2 separate regions of the Homo sapiens genome follow, and region 1 is linked to region 2. A link is a contact called in ENCODE Hi-C or POLR2A ChIA-PET data. All regions are on one chromosome and are shown on one strand. The core of a region is the stretch at or near the end of the contact, and the rest is flanking DNA. Distances in the headings are between cores, read along the strand shown. Region 1 has its middle 9.8 kb from the start of MIR4456. Region 2 holds the start of PDCD6-DT (PDCD6 divergent transcript).

Evidence for each region. Hi-C counts contacts between places; a loop is a spot of excess contacts on that map. ChIA-PET counts read pairs that join two places held with the same protein, here RNA polymerase II (POLR2A). Pooled maps may share reads with other maps.
Region 1: a loop to region 2 is called in a pooled map, with 8 times the contacts of the local background. The contact joins the enhancer-like site here to the promoter of PDCD6-DT in region 2. A Hi-C loop is called at or near these places in 1 of 37 single-sample maps with no recorded cell type and 5 of 50 pooled maps. POLR2A ChIA-PET finds 5 or more read pairs at or near these places in 3 of 52 experiments (GM12878, activated B cell and activated T-cell).

Annotation. Positions count from the first base shown.
Region 1 is chr5:542,759-548,545 of GRCh38, reverse strand. No RefSeq gene overlaps it. Among named protein-coding and RNA genes, the nearest start is that of MIR4456, 9.8 kb to the right of the region's middle. Within about 2 kb of position 4,390, at least 8 of the 41 ENCODE cell types and tissues checked have a DNase peak (open chromatin) inside an H3K27ac peak, as active enhancers do; they include GM12878, where a contact is called at or near this core.
Region 2 is chr5:270,274-275,972 of GRCh38, reverse strand. PDCD6-DT (PDCD6 divergent transcript) reads left to right here and starts at 4,449. Exons shown (of 2, transcript NR_104613.1): 1 at 4,449-4,628. PDCD6 (programmed cell death 6) reads right to left here and starts at 4,327. Exons shown (of 6, transcript NM_013232.4): 1 at 4,152-4,327; 2 at 3,201-3,262. The coding sequence starts at 4,252. PDCD6-AHRR (PDCD6-AHRR readthrough (NMD candidate)) reads right to left here and starts at 4,327. Exons shown (of 13, transcript NR_165163.2): 1 at 4,152-4,327; 2 at 3,201-3,262. RefSeq lists a silencer at 4,035-4,244 and enhancers at 4,535-4,624, 5,286-5,699.

The sequences.
Region 1 (5,787 bases), core at 3,141-5,640, 270 kb before region 2:
CCCTTCTCCTTTGCCTGCTAATCCCGCCCTCAGGACTCGCCCCCAGCATCACTTCCTCCAGGAAGACTCCCCTAAGCCGAGTGCCCTCTCTCTTTGGGGCCCACGGGAGCTGACGTGTCTCTGGTGTGTGGGGCAGAGGTCAGGAGCTCTCTGAGAGTGACGTCCTGTCTCCTTACTGCTGCGTCTCCGCACCCTCAAAAAGCAGAAGCCTGGCTGCTGCTCACACTGGCGTGGCCTTGCCTGGGGGTGAGAGGCCCTCACAGGTCCCCTGTCCAGGGCTCAGGGCAGTGGGAATCAGCACGGAGACACGCTGAGGTGGCCGTGTCTCAAACACAAGTAATAGATGGGCTCCTGTGAGAGAAAGGGAATGGCTTTGTGGCTCCCAGGGAGGTTTGTGATTTGGAGTCTCTGTTTGCTGGTTCAGAGCAGTCGGATCTGAAGCTACCGGAACTGAGAGAGACAGTTTTGACTTTACCAAGATGTCTCACGTCACTGCATCCCAATCCAAAGACAGATTATTGTGTGGCATATTAAAGTGGGACAAAAAGTGGTATTTATTCCTTGGAATCGAAGGACACCTATTTACTGTGCATTTCTGGCTACTGAGCACCAGCGAGTCGGCACCTGCAGAGACGGGAGGGAGGAGGTGCCACGTGCAGCATCCTGGTGAGGCTCTGCTCCCAGTGCGAGGCGGCCTGTTTGGGCAGAGCTGGACTCGTTTGCCTGCGCTAGGCAGACGCAGCATGAACCCACAGCGCACAGCCTATGTGGAATCCAGCACTGGCGGTTTGTCCTGCCACTGTCCAGCACGTCCAGCCCCCTTCTGGGCGGGAGGCTTGACACCAGCCCTGACACACAGCAGGCAGGTGAGGTGCCAGCTCCTGCATCCCCCCCACAGAGCCAGGGCTTCCTCCAACCTGGTGCCTCAGCGTCAGGCAAGCAAAGCAAAGGCAGCAGCAGGTGGGAGCCCCATCCCTGGCCAGCGAGCCCCACAAGCTGTGGGGTGGCCTCTCCTGCCTCAGTTATCTGGGAGCAGGGAGTGAGTGTCACAACAGCCTTGCATTGGATTCACGGTGGCAGGTGGCCCAGGGGTGGGCCGGTGTGGGAGGGTTGTCCTGGGCAGACCACACCCAAGGTCATGGGCCTGGCTGCCTGGCCCCTGTGGCCCTGACCATCTCCCGTGCCAAGACTCCCAGCGAAGGGGCAGTGGACCCAGGTCTGCAGCTTCTGAGGGCTGCACAGTTCGTACCCCCAGCCCCACCCTACCTGGACAGGCTGCAGCCCACTGGGTCTCTAGGAGGGGGCGGGCCTGCGATGAGGGTCCAGGGAAGAGCCATCCTTGGGCAGCTGCTCCTGAGGCCCCGGCACTGCCCTCGGTGCCCCCAGCACTCACCCTCTCCACTGCCCAGTCAGCCTGGCAGCCATTGTCTAGGCCTCCAGGCTACAGCCCCCACTTTGAAGCAACTCTGACTCCAAAGTGGCACGCCTTGTCCCTTGTTTAAAACTTGGACTCAGAGGGGTGAGGGTCCCTGCAGGGTGCACCTGGAGACCCTCTGAGTCCAAGTTTTAAACATGAGGCTTCCCAGTCCCCATCCTGGTCTTTGGACAGAGGCAGCAGCAGGTGGGAACCCCATTCCTGGCCATTCAAGCCCCACAAGCTGTGGGGTGGCCTCTCCTGCCTCAGTTATCCGGGAGCAGGAAGTGGGTGTCGCAACAGACATAATCAGGTGTCACAAAGTCCAAGCCCTGTAATTCTGTGAACTTTATTGGTAGGAGGGGCTGTCTCCCGAGCCGCTCGCCCCATCCTTAACCCGGTTTTGGCCCCAAGTATATGGCGCCCCAGCCGAGAACAAGGCCATTCAGGGATTAAGACAGCCAAGCCTCAGTCTCCAGTCGGGTAAAGGGCAAAGGACGGCAAAAGGCCATCCGGAGACCCCAGGGCTGGCCTCATAGGGCAGGGCAGCTGGTGTTGGGGTCACAGCCTGGCACTAGCACCACTTCTGAAAAAAGCTCCCGGGTGGCATGGTCATAGGACTGCCCAATGTCAGTGCTGGGACCACACAAGGACAGGTGTGACCTCGGGGTAGACTTTCCTCCTGATAAGCCCTGGCAGCTGCTCCAGACCCTGCAGGGACAAGCAAAGTCACTTTCCCTGACCTCCTCTTTCCCGGGCCTTCCCAGGGCTCCCAGAGCCACCGTGACCTGTAGGGGCCAGGACAGGAGGAGAGAAAGCTTGGGGCTGGAACAGGACCTAGCCTGCAGGGTAGCAGGTGCAATCCCAGGCTTCAGGGCTGGTTGTGCGGGGCTCTGCCCAGCGAGTGTGGTGGGCCAGGGTGGAGGCCCTGCCTGTGCTCCCTGCAGCCCCAGCAATCCCTCCTTGGACGCTGGCCTTGAGAAGAGCCAGGGAGGCTGCTGTGCTTTCAGCTGCTGGACCCTAGGGGAGCAAAACCCCATGGAAGAGCCTGTACGAGAAGAAGGCCTGAGACAGTTAAGTGACTGCTCTATGGAAGGCCCCAGCAAGGATGCTTCAGCAGGGTCCCATGAGCACCCAAGACCCACTTGCTGACACAGCACGGACACCCCCAGAGGCCATGGCAGAGTCAGCTTCCCTCTTCCCCCTCCACAAAGAGTTGGCCACATTCTGCAAAGTCAGTGGTCAGGGGCCCACTGTGGCCACCAGGAGCCTGCCGTCCGCCCTGTGGTATGTCCTGCAGCTCTCGACACCTCACAACCTCCAGCGGGCCTTGCCCACCCCATGGGAAGGGGCACCAGGATGCCTAAGGCCCCATAGAACTCAGGCCCTTGGCCACATCCAGCCTCTGGGCTCCATCCACTGAGGCGGTTGGCCCGTGCTGACCCACAGGTCATGGAGTCTCAGGCCTCAGGCCCTCAGTCCAGAAGGGGAGATGAGTCCGGCAGCATGTCCAGTGGAAAAGGGCCTCCAATTGGCTAGTTTAAGTGGCATTGACTAAGACCTGGCTAGCACTGGGCCCACAGGTCCCGGTAGGTCATCTGGTTGGGACCCCCACACCCAGCACTCCTATGTCCCACAGAGCTGCTTTTGTCACAGCACACACAGCTGCATTCATGCACAGACAGGTCCTCATGTGTCTGGAGTTTGTTCCTTCCGGTGGGTTCATGGTCTCGCTGACTTCAGGAATGAAGCCACGGACCCTTGCGGTGAGTGTTACAGCTCTTAAAGGTGGTGTGGACCCAAACAGTGAACAGCAGCAAGATTTATTGTGGAGAGGGAAAGAACATAGCTTCCACAGCATGGAAGGGGACCAGAGTAGGTTGCTGCTGCTGGCTGGGGGGTGGCCAGCTTTTGTTCCATTAGTTGTCACCACCCATGTCCTGCTGATTGGTCCATTTTACAGAGTGCTGATTCGAACATTTTACAGTGTGCTGATTGGTCCATTTTACAAACCTCTAGCTAGCTACAGAGTGCTGGTTGGTGCGTTTTTACAGAGCACTGATTGGTGCATTTTACAAACCTCTAGCTAGCTACAGAGTGCTGATTGGTGCATTTTACAATCCTCTTGTAAGACAGAAAAGTTCTTCAAGTCCCTACTCAACCCAGGAAGTCCAGCTGGCTTCGTCTCTCACTCAGAGACCCGGTGAGGAGACGCAGCTGAAGATGCCTGGGCAGGACCCGGGGCCGACCAGGCTTCTCAGAGCTGTCCTCAGCTGCTAATCCCCTCCAGTGGGTCAGGGAGTCCTGAGCAGCACAGGACCTGGAGGAAATACAGTGACAACCCCCTGGCCTGCAAGCAGGTGGCACGAGACAGGCACCCCAACATGGCCAGCAGGCGGGGACACCAGCTTCAGAGGCTTGGCCCCTCCAACCCACACCCCAAGAGCATTGGCCTCCCTGGTGGTCTCCTGGCCCTGTTTGGGTTTTGTGTCTCACCAGGCTCATGTGACACTTGGGACCCACCTCAGAGCCAAGCCAGACAAGGCCCCTGGGGAGCTTCAGGTCCCACAGCCTGACTGGAGGCAGGAAGGAGACCCCTGGGGGGCGTGCAGTGCCTTGAGTCCTACTGAGGGGATGCCTGGTGCGCAAAGGCCTGGCCCCGGCCCCTCAGCGTGTGAGAGCAGGAAGCTGCTGTGTCCTCGATGCCTCCTGTCCTGCTGTCCTCCTATCCCAAGGAATGGGCAGCCGGGCCCGGGGTGCTGTTTGTTCACTCTCGGGGACGAATGTGCCAGGCTCCACCTGTGAACCCACATCTGACCCAGCTCTCTGCTAGGGCAGCGCCTGCCCTCCCTACTCTGCCTGTGTGATTTTAAAGCCTATGAAAATTAAACAGGAAGTGGAAGTGGAAGTGAGACCAGCCCCTCCCACGGCCTCACGGGCAGAGCACTGGGCTGGGGCTTCGCGGCTGCGTTTACTTCCCCAAACCTTCACCTTCCTCCAATGAGCAAGGTTGGCTAAAGGTAATGCGGTCGTAAAATGATTTCCGGATCTTCTGAAATCCCCGACAGGAGCCTGTGGTCTGGAAAGCTGTTGCGCTGGCCTGGACCGTGGGCTTGGAGGATGGATGGGCTCCCACCCACGGTCCCATTTGCCAATTGTTCCTGGCAGTTAGTCACCCCCTGGCTGATGAGGACGTGGTAAACCACACGGGGTTGAGGAGAGGACGGAGCCTCGGCGTGACCTCGGGCCACCTCTGAGCCACTGAGGGATGCAGGGCCAGGCGGGGGTCACCACAGGTGATTTTTCCCAGTGTCTGTCCTGGACCCCTCACCCCAGGCTCCAGGCAACTCAGCCGTGGGCCCTGCCCAGAGCCCCCCAGGCTCCAAGGGCACTATAGCCTTTGTGGGCCAGAGCTGCTGTCCCAGGCGTGTGCTCAGGACCCTCAAAGACCTGGCTTTCCTGTCCTGCCATTGTCCTGGGGACCTCAAATGCCCACAGGGTGATGCCCCAGAACCCTTGCATCCTCCTCCATAGCCCAGCTCCCTCTGGCCTCCGCTGTAGCCTCAACCTCAGGCTCTTGGGTGTGTGGCTCCTGCCTGGGGCCCACTGAGCCCTCAGCTGCACCAGGCCTTGGGTGTCTCCAACTAAGCCCAGCACCAGCTCCGACACTGTTGTCCTATTTCCCCACTTTACCATCCTTGGGACCCCAGCATCCGGCCCTCAGCGGCTTTCCCCACTTTACCATCCTTGGGACCCCAGCATCCAGCCCCTCAGAGCTTTCCCCACTTTACCATTCTTGGGACCCCAGCATCCGGCCCCTCAGCGGCTTTCCCCACTTTACCATTCTTGGGACCCCAGCATCCAGGCCCTCAGCGGCTTTCCCCACTTTACCATTCTTGGGACCCCAGCATCCGGCCCCTCGAGTGGCGGCACCTTGGCTTCTGCTCAGCACTCTGCCAGTTCCCCTCCACGAGGCGGCTTGAGCACACTCACTGGACCCACCTGGCCCTGCAGCCCAGCCCTGGCCCCGGCTGCTGTGGTGCTGAGACCCTCCCCACCCGCCTGCAGCAGGCTCCTCCCCTGGACCTTCCTCCGCAGGTGACCCCAGACACATCAGGGCCCTCAGCTGACACCTTTCCATGTCCTCCGCAGGTCCCTGCACCCCGCACGCCCACCTGCCTCTCGCATGCTGGGGCCTCTGCCTGTCCCTCTGCCCTGATGGCTTTCATGTCACTGCCTAAGCACGTTCAGCGGTCCTCCACCGAGCACTAGAACACCAGACCCTCCCTCCCGCTGTCCCGCGCCTCTGCTTCCTGCTGCCAAAGCTTCCCCGTCGCACCCGAGCCCCTCGCACCTGGCTCTGCCATACGGAG
Region 2 (5,699 bases), core at 3,200-5,699:
CAAAGGGGTGGAGGACAAGGGCATCTTCAGAACAGAGTGGCTCGGCTGAGACATCCAGTAGGATGCCACCAGGCAGAGGTGTGGTGGAAAAACACAGGGCCACGGTGAATGCTCACATGTGAGGAGCAAACCACCACAGAACACAACAGAAACACGGTGTACTAAATCAGGCTTCAAATCGCAGCCCTGCAACTTGAGAGCTACCACAGGTAACCCGGAAAGGGAGCACCGACAGCAATGCCCACTGCCTGAGGCTGTGAGATGGACCAGAAACCTGTGCTTACTAACAACCTGCCTTATTCCAGAAGGAATTCAGGAAACACAGAGACACTCACGGTACAGCAAAATAAAGTAAATGTGAATCATATTGGTTGAGAAGAAAGTGAAGAGTCTAAGACTATGTCATAAAGTTTACTTCTACTCTAAACTCTCATTACTGGTGAGCCACCAACCTGACTTTAAATTTTCTAGCAGCTAAATTGAAGAGGAAAATGTCATCAGGTAAACGTTTATAAGATGCAAACAAAACAGAACGGCCACCACAGTTTCTGAGAACACGCGCAGCTCCAGGAGAAATGGGGTGGCCATTTCCTGGGGCTGCCCCGCAGCAGGTGTGTGAGCCCGAAAGCCAGCGTCTCTCAGGGTGAACAGTGACTACGGGCTTCATGGGGCCACATGCCCCCAGCACAAGCTGAGGAAATCTCCCAGGGCAATTCAGGCAACAGGGTCTCACAGTGTCGCCCAGGCTGGTCTCAAACTCCTGGGCTCAAGGGATCCCCCTGCCTCGGCCTCCCAAAGTGTTGGGAGGTCAGGCGTGAGCCACTGCACCTGGCCCTGCACTCACATTAGAGAAGAGGGCTTTGCATCCTGAAGGGCGGTGGGGCTTCATCCCACAGAGATGAAAGGCAGAGGAAGCTCAGAGCCCAAGGTAAAGGGGGGCGCCTAAGAAAAGTGACTCCATTGGGACCACGGTGAGAGGGTCCCGATACACAGCTTGGGTTAAGCCACTGATTTCAAAGTATCTCAGGAATGGTGGACTCAGCACCCATCAGGCAATTCTCTCAAGCAGTCTCCTGGTAGATATTTAGTAGCAGCTGAAATCAAGATTATGTTCTGATAGACACTTGCTGATGGTTAAAGAGCTATATACACTTTGAGGACCAGCTGAACTGGGGCAGGACTAACTCCCTCTGGTGAAAATACAGGAACCCAAACACACAAGTCAGAGCAGGAGGTGTCTCCCCCACCCCCAAACAATAATGCTGACCTTGGATTTGGGTTAAGTGCCTAGCCCAGCGTGTGAGTGTTGAGTAAGTGGAAACCATCATCACCATCATCAGGTAATGGAAAACCATCAAAGCTTTGAGCTGGCTTGTTAGCCAAGAATAGTACCAGTGTATTAGCTACTACTAATACTCACAGCTGACAATTACTGAGCACTTGCTCCGTGCCAGGAATCACGGAAACACCTCGCATGCATTTCCTCAATACTCCCTCCCAGTAACGGCGAGGACACAAAACTGGTAGAGCCAGGACTGGAATCCAGGCAGGCCCCAAAGCACTCCAGTGGAGCCTGCCAAGGTGGGCAGGCTACCATACTAATGCGGTCCAGTATTTGACCACCACTCCTATTTGAGCAAGTTTAACAGAAAACCTAAAACTAAACCTAAAATCTAAAAATTAGAGCAAATGCATAAAAAGCAGGCTGTTAAAATGGATCATAAATCTTGCATCACTCATTGGAAAACCACTCAAAATAAATGTCTCTGAAACATGGCCTCTGAGGAGGGCACTCCGTGTGGCTTGTATCACCCTGGTGACAAACCACTTGAACCTGGATGGTCATCTGACCATATTTAACAGGTGATGCACAGAGCCATTTGCATCCACTGTGGTCAACATTTAGGAAGTTTTAAGCTGAGATTTGCCAAATTGTAGCCTACTGGATTCCGGGTTCTCTTGACATCTCTTTCTAGTAGCCACGTCTTGCACTTCCCGAGTAAAAACGAACTGAGATGCAAATAAAAAAAAAAAAAACGAGGATTTAAGAATAATGAAAAGAGAAAAACCAAGAAAGCACAATCACTAGTGTAGAGATAACAGCATTTCTGAATTCCCTGAAAACAATCTATAGAAATGCATGTGAAATAATACACCAGCATCTGTGGCCCACACGCCACATATTAGGAACTGATGTCGTAATATAAGGTAAAAATGTTACTCTGAAAACACAAATCCTCACAAATCATTAGGCAGTAAGGCTGAATCCAGCACCCCCCCACCCACAGCGCAGTGAGGCAGTGTCTAGCAGCCGTAGTGCTCCCCGCGCCCCAGTTCAGTCTCTGGCAACTTCAGATACTTCCCACTAATAACAAGAAGCCTTTCAACATTTTCACAACATCTCAAAACTGACCCCTTTTCTAGCTTAAATGGCACGGATCTGGAAAAGCAAACTATACACAGAATCAGAAAAGATGACTGCCCCTGAGGGATTACAGAAAAAGTGGCAGTCAGGTTTCAATGAAGTAAAATGTGTCCAATGATAGCGGAGGGGAGGGGGATCAACTGAGCTGAAACTGGCAAGAACGTAATTCCAGGGAGCTCACAACACGCAAGGACCCGGATTTCCCGCTGCCTGAACGCCCAGTATTCGCACACTGATAAGAACACCTCCCCATAATCCCCTGGCCAGCGCCTCCAACACCCCCAATCCTTTCCCCAGGAACCCAGTCCCAGTTTCTGCAGTTCCTGTAACAGCCACATTCCCATACAAGGGCTGCCTGAGCTCCCCAAGCCCTCCAACAATCACCCCCCAGTGCCCTCGAAGGTCTATTCAGAGAAGTCACCAAGATGCAGTCACCCAGGAAATTCAAGGACCTCCAACTTACCAAAAGGCTTTCGGCTGTACAGAGCTAAGCTTCCTATTCCCCTCCTAAACCTACAATCTAGTTTTCATTTCTCAAGAAGCCTTTCCCTGTGCTCACGCACGCAGTTGTTAGCTGGCTCGGTGAGGCACTCCAAGCAGTAACAGCGGTAGCCACAAAATAAACCAGAAGCATCTCCACTACGAAGCAGTAATAACAATTTGTCCTAATGATTCCTTTGTCCTTGGAAAAACAACTTCAGAAAGTTATCCACTGTGAACAGGGCAGGCTCGCGGCTTCTTGGTCCGGAGACCCAGTTCCCACTGGCCCACTCACCGTTGGAGAGAGCTTGCTGAAGCTCGGTGTCTGATATCACTCCACTCCTGTCTTTATCGACCCTATAACATCAAGAAGACCAAATAAGCTGGCGATCGAAAGTTCAGGAAAAGCAAAACAAACGTCTTCTGTCAACCCTGCACCGACTCTGGAAGGCTCCCTCCTGGAACCTCCGCCTCTCCCGTCCCGCTGAGGAGTACAGCGGAATCAAGGAAGTGCCCCAGGAGCCGACGTCCAGTGTGGTCTTCCCCTAAGAGGACAATCATCTTCACCTCAATCCTTCCCTTCCTTCCTCTCCTGGCCTGTCTGAATTCCCATTTGCACCCGTTTCCCTTTTTCACAGACAAGACAAGATTCCCTCAGATAACTAAGCCATTCCCTGGCCATCAGTCACTACAGTTTCGGACATTCGGTGGAAAAGCGACCAGGGACAGAAGGCGCCGCCATAAAGGTCACCTGGCCCGAGCAGACGCCAGGTCGCTGCTTCTTCCTTGGCTGCTGACATTTTAACAGCGCCCAGGCAGTCTGTTTCCGCTTTCCCCAAACAAGCACCCTGGAGACCCTCCACCTGGCGGCTCTTGAGGCGAGAAAAAGGGCCTAGCCCAGGAGCCGGTGGCCGCGACCTCGGGTCTGCAGTGGCGCACTCTGCATCTTGGGAAGGGCCCGACGCACAGGACAGGGACCGGGCAGGAGGCAGGGGCGGCCCCAGGAGACCGGGCAGCGGACGGGGGAGACCGCGGGGGACCCGCCAGGGGACGGGGGCGGCCGCGTCGGCTGGGGCAGGGGTCGGGGGCGGCGGCAGGGGACGGGAGGGGGCCGCGGGGGACCCGACAGGGGACGGAGGAGGCCGCAGTAGAACCGGCAGGGAACGGGGTTGGTCGGGGGAGTCGGGACAGGGGTCGGGGCCGCCGCGGCGGAGGCGGGAGGTGCCCGGGCGGTGCCAGGCCGCACCTCTGGAAAACGTTCCACAGGAAGCTCTGGTCCGGCAGCGCCGCGCCTGCAGCAGGCCCAGGGCCGGCCCCAGGGCCGGGGCGGTAAGAGTAGGCGGCCATGGGCCAAGGCACGCGGCTGGGCTGAGGCGCCTGCAGCGACGAGAGACCTCTCAGGCCGACTCCGCTTCCGCCTCTGCCGGGGGCAGGGCCTGGCATTATCACCACTTCCGGGGGCGCAGGAAATGCGTGGTCTCCGGGATGGTCACGGGGTCCCGCGCAGCCAATCCCCTCGCAGCTAAGTTGCCAGGCAACGCCCTGGCGCCTGCGGGGAGGGCGGGGTCTGGGCGCCTGGAGGAAGCCAGAGCTTTGGCGCAGGCCGCCTGCGCGCTGTGCCAGGAAAGCGCTTGGAGAAAATGTCCGGCCCCGCGACCTGGGACAGGAAGTGATGGAGCACGGACTTAGTTTGCCTTTCAGTTCTTGTATAAATAGTTTTGAGGTGAATGTGATTTGCTAACAGTCGGAAACTCTGGGCGGGGCGCGGTAGCTCACACCTGTGATCCCTGCCCTTTGGGAGGCGGAGGCGGGCGGAGCTCTTGAGCCCAGCAGTTCGGACCAGCCTGGGCAGCATGGATAGACCCCATCCCTACAAAAATTACAAAAAGTAGTCGGGCGTGGTGGGCTCCTGTGGTCCCATCTACTCCGTGGGCTGAGGCGGGAGGATTGCCTGAGCCCGGGAGGTCAAGGCCGCAGGGAGCCGAGCTCACTGCACTACAGGGGTGGACAGCGAGACTCTGCCAAAAAAAAAAAAAAAAAAAAGAAAGCAAAAGCAGGCCGGGCGCGGTGGCTCACGCCTGTAATCCCAGCACTTTGGGAGGCCAAGGCCAGTGGATTACCTGAAGTCGGGAGTTCGAGACCAGCCTTGGCCAATTGGGAGACACCCCGTATCTACTAAAAATACAAAACTAACCGGGCGTGATGGTGCACACCTGTAATCCCAGCTACTCGGGAGGCTGAGGCAGGAGAATTGCTTGAAACCGGGAGGAGGAGGTTGCAGTGATCCGAGATCGGGCCATTGCACTCCAGGCCTGGGCAACAAGTGCAAAACTCTGTCTCAAAAAAAAAAAAAAAAAAAAGTCAAAACACAATTCGGGTGGGAAAGGCAGTGTGCAGCATTCTCGGTTGTCTGTTCCGCCCCCAAAAGCTTCCCTCCTTTAGGTTTAACCTGCGCCCCCGTGCTCTGCATCAGCGCGGCCCCTGACCCCGTGCAGCTGGAAACACTGCTGGGCCCCTTCACACCCCTGCCTGCTGGGCCCCTTCACACCCCGGTGGTGGTGCAGCCCTGCCTCCCGCAAGACAGCACTGCCTTCGTGCTGGACACAGTTCTAAGGTGGAGCCTGGAGTGCCTGTAGCACAAATCCCGGAATTGGGAAGTGCCCAGCTTTGGGCCACTGTGATCCCTGGGTCTTTCCCACGCGCGTAGTCTCGTGCCGCCTTCCACCCCGGTCCTGTGTCCTGTGCCCCGGTTCAGAATACTACAATTATTCTCATTATTTCATGGGGTTATTTC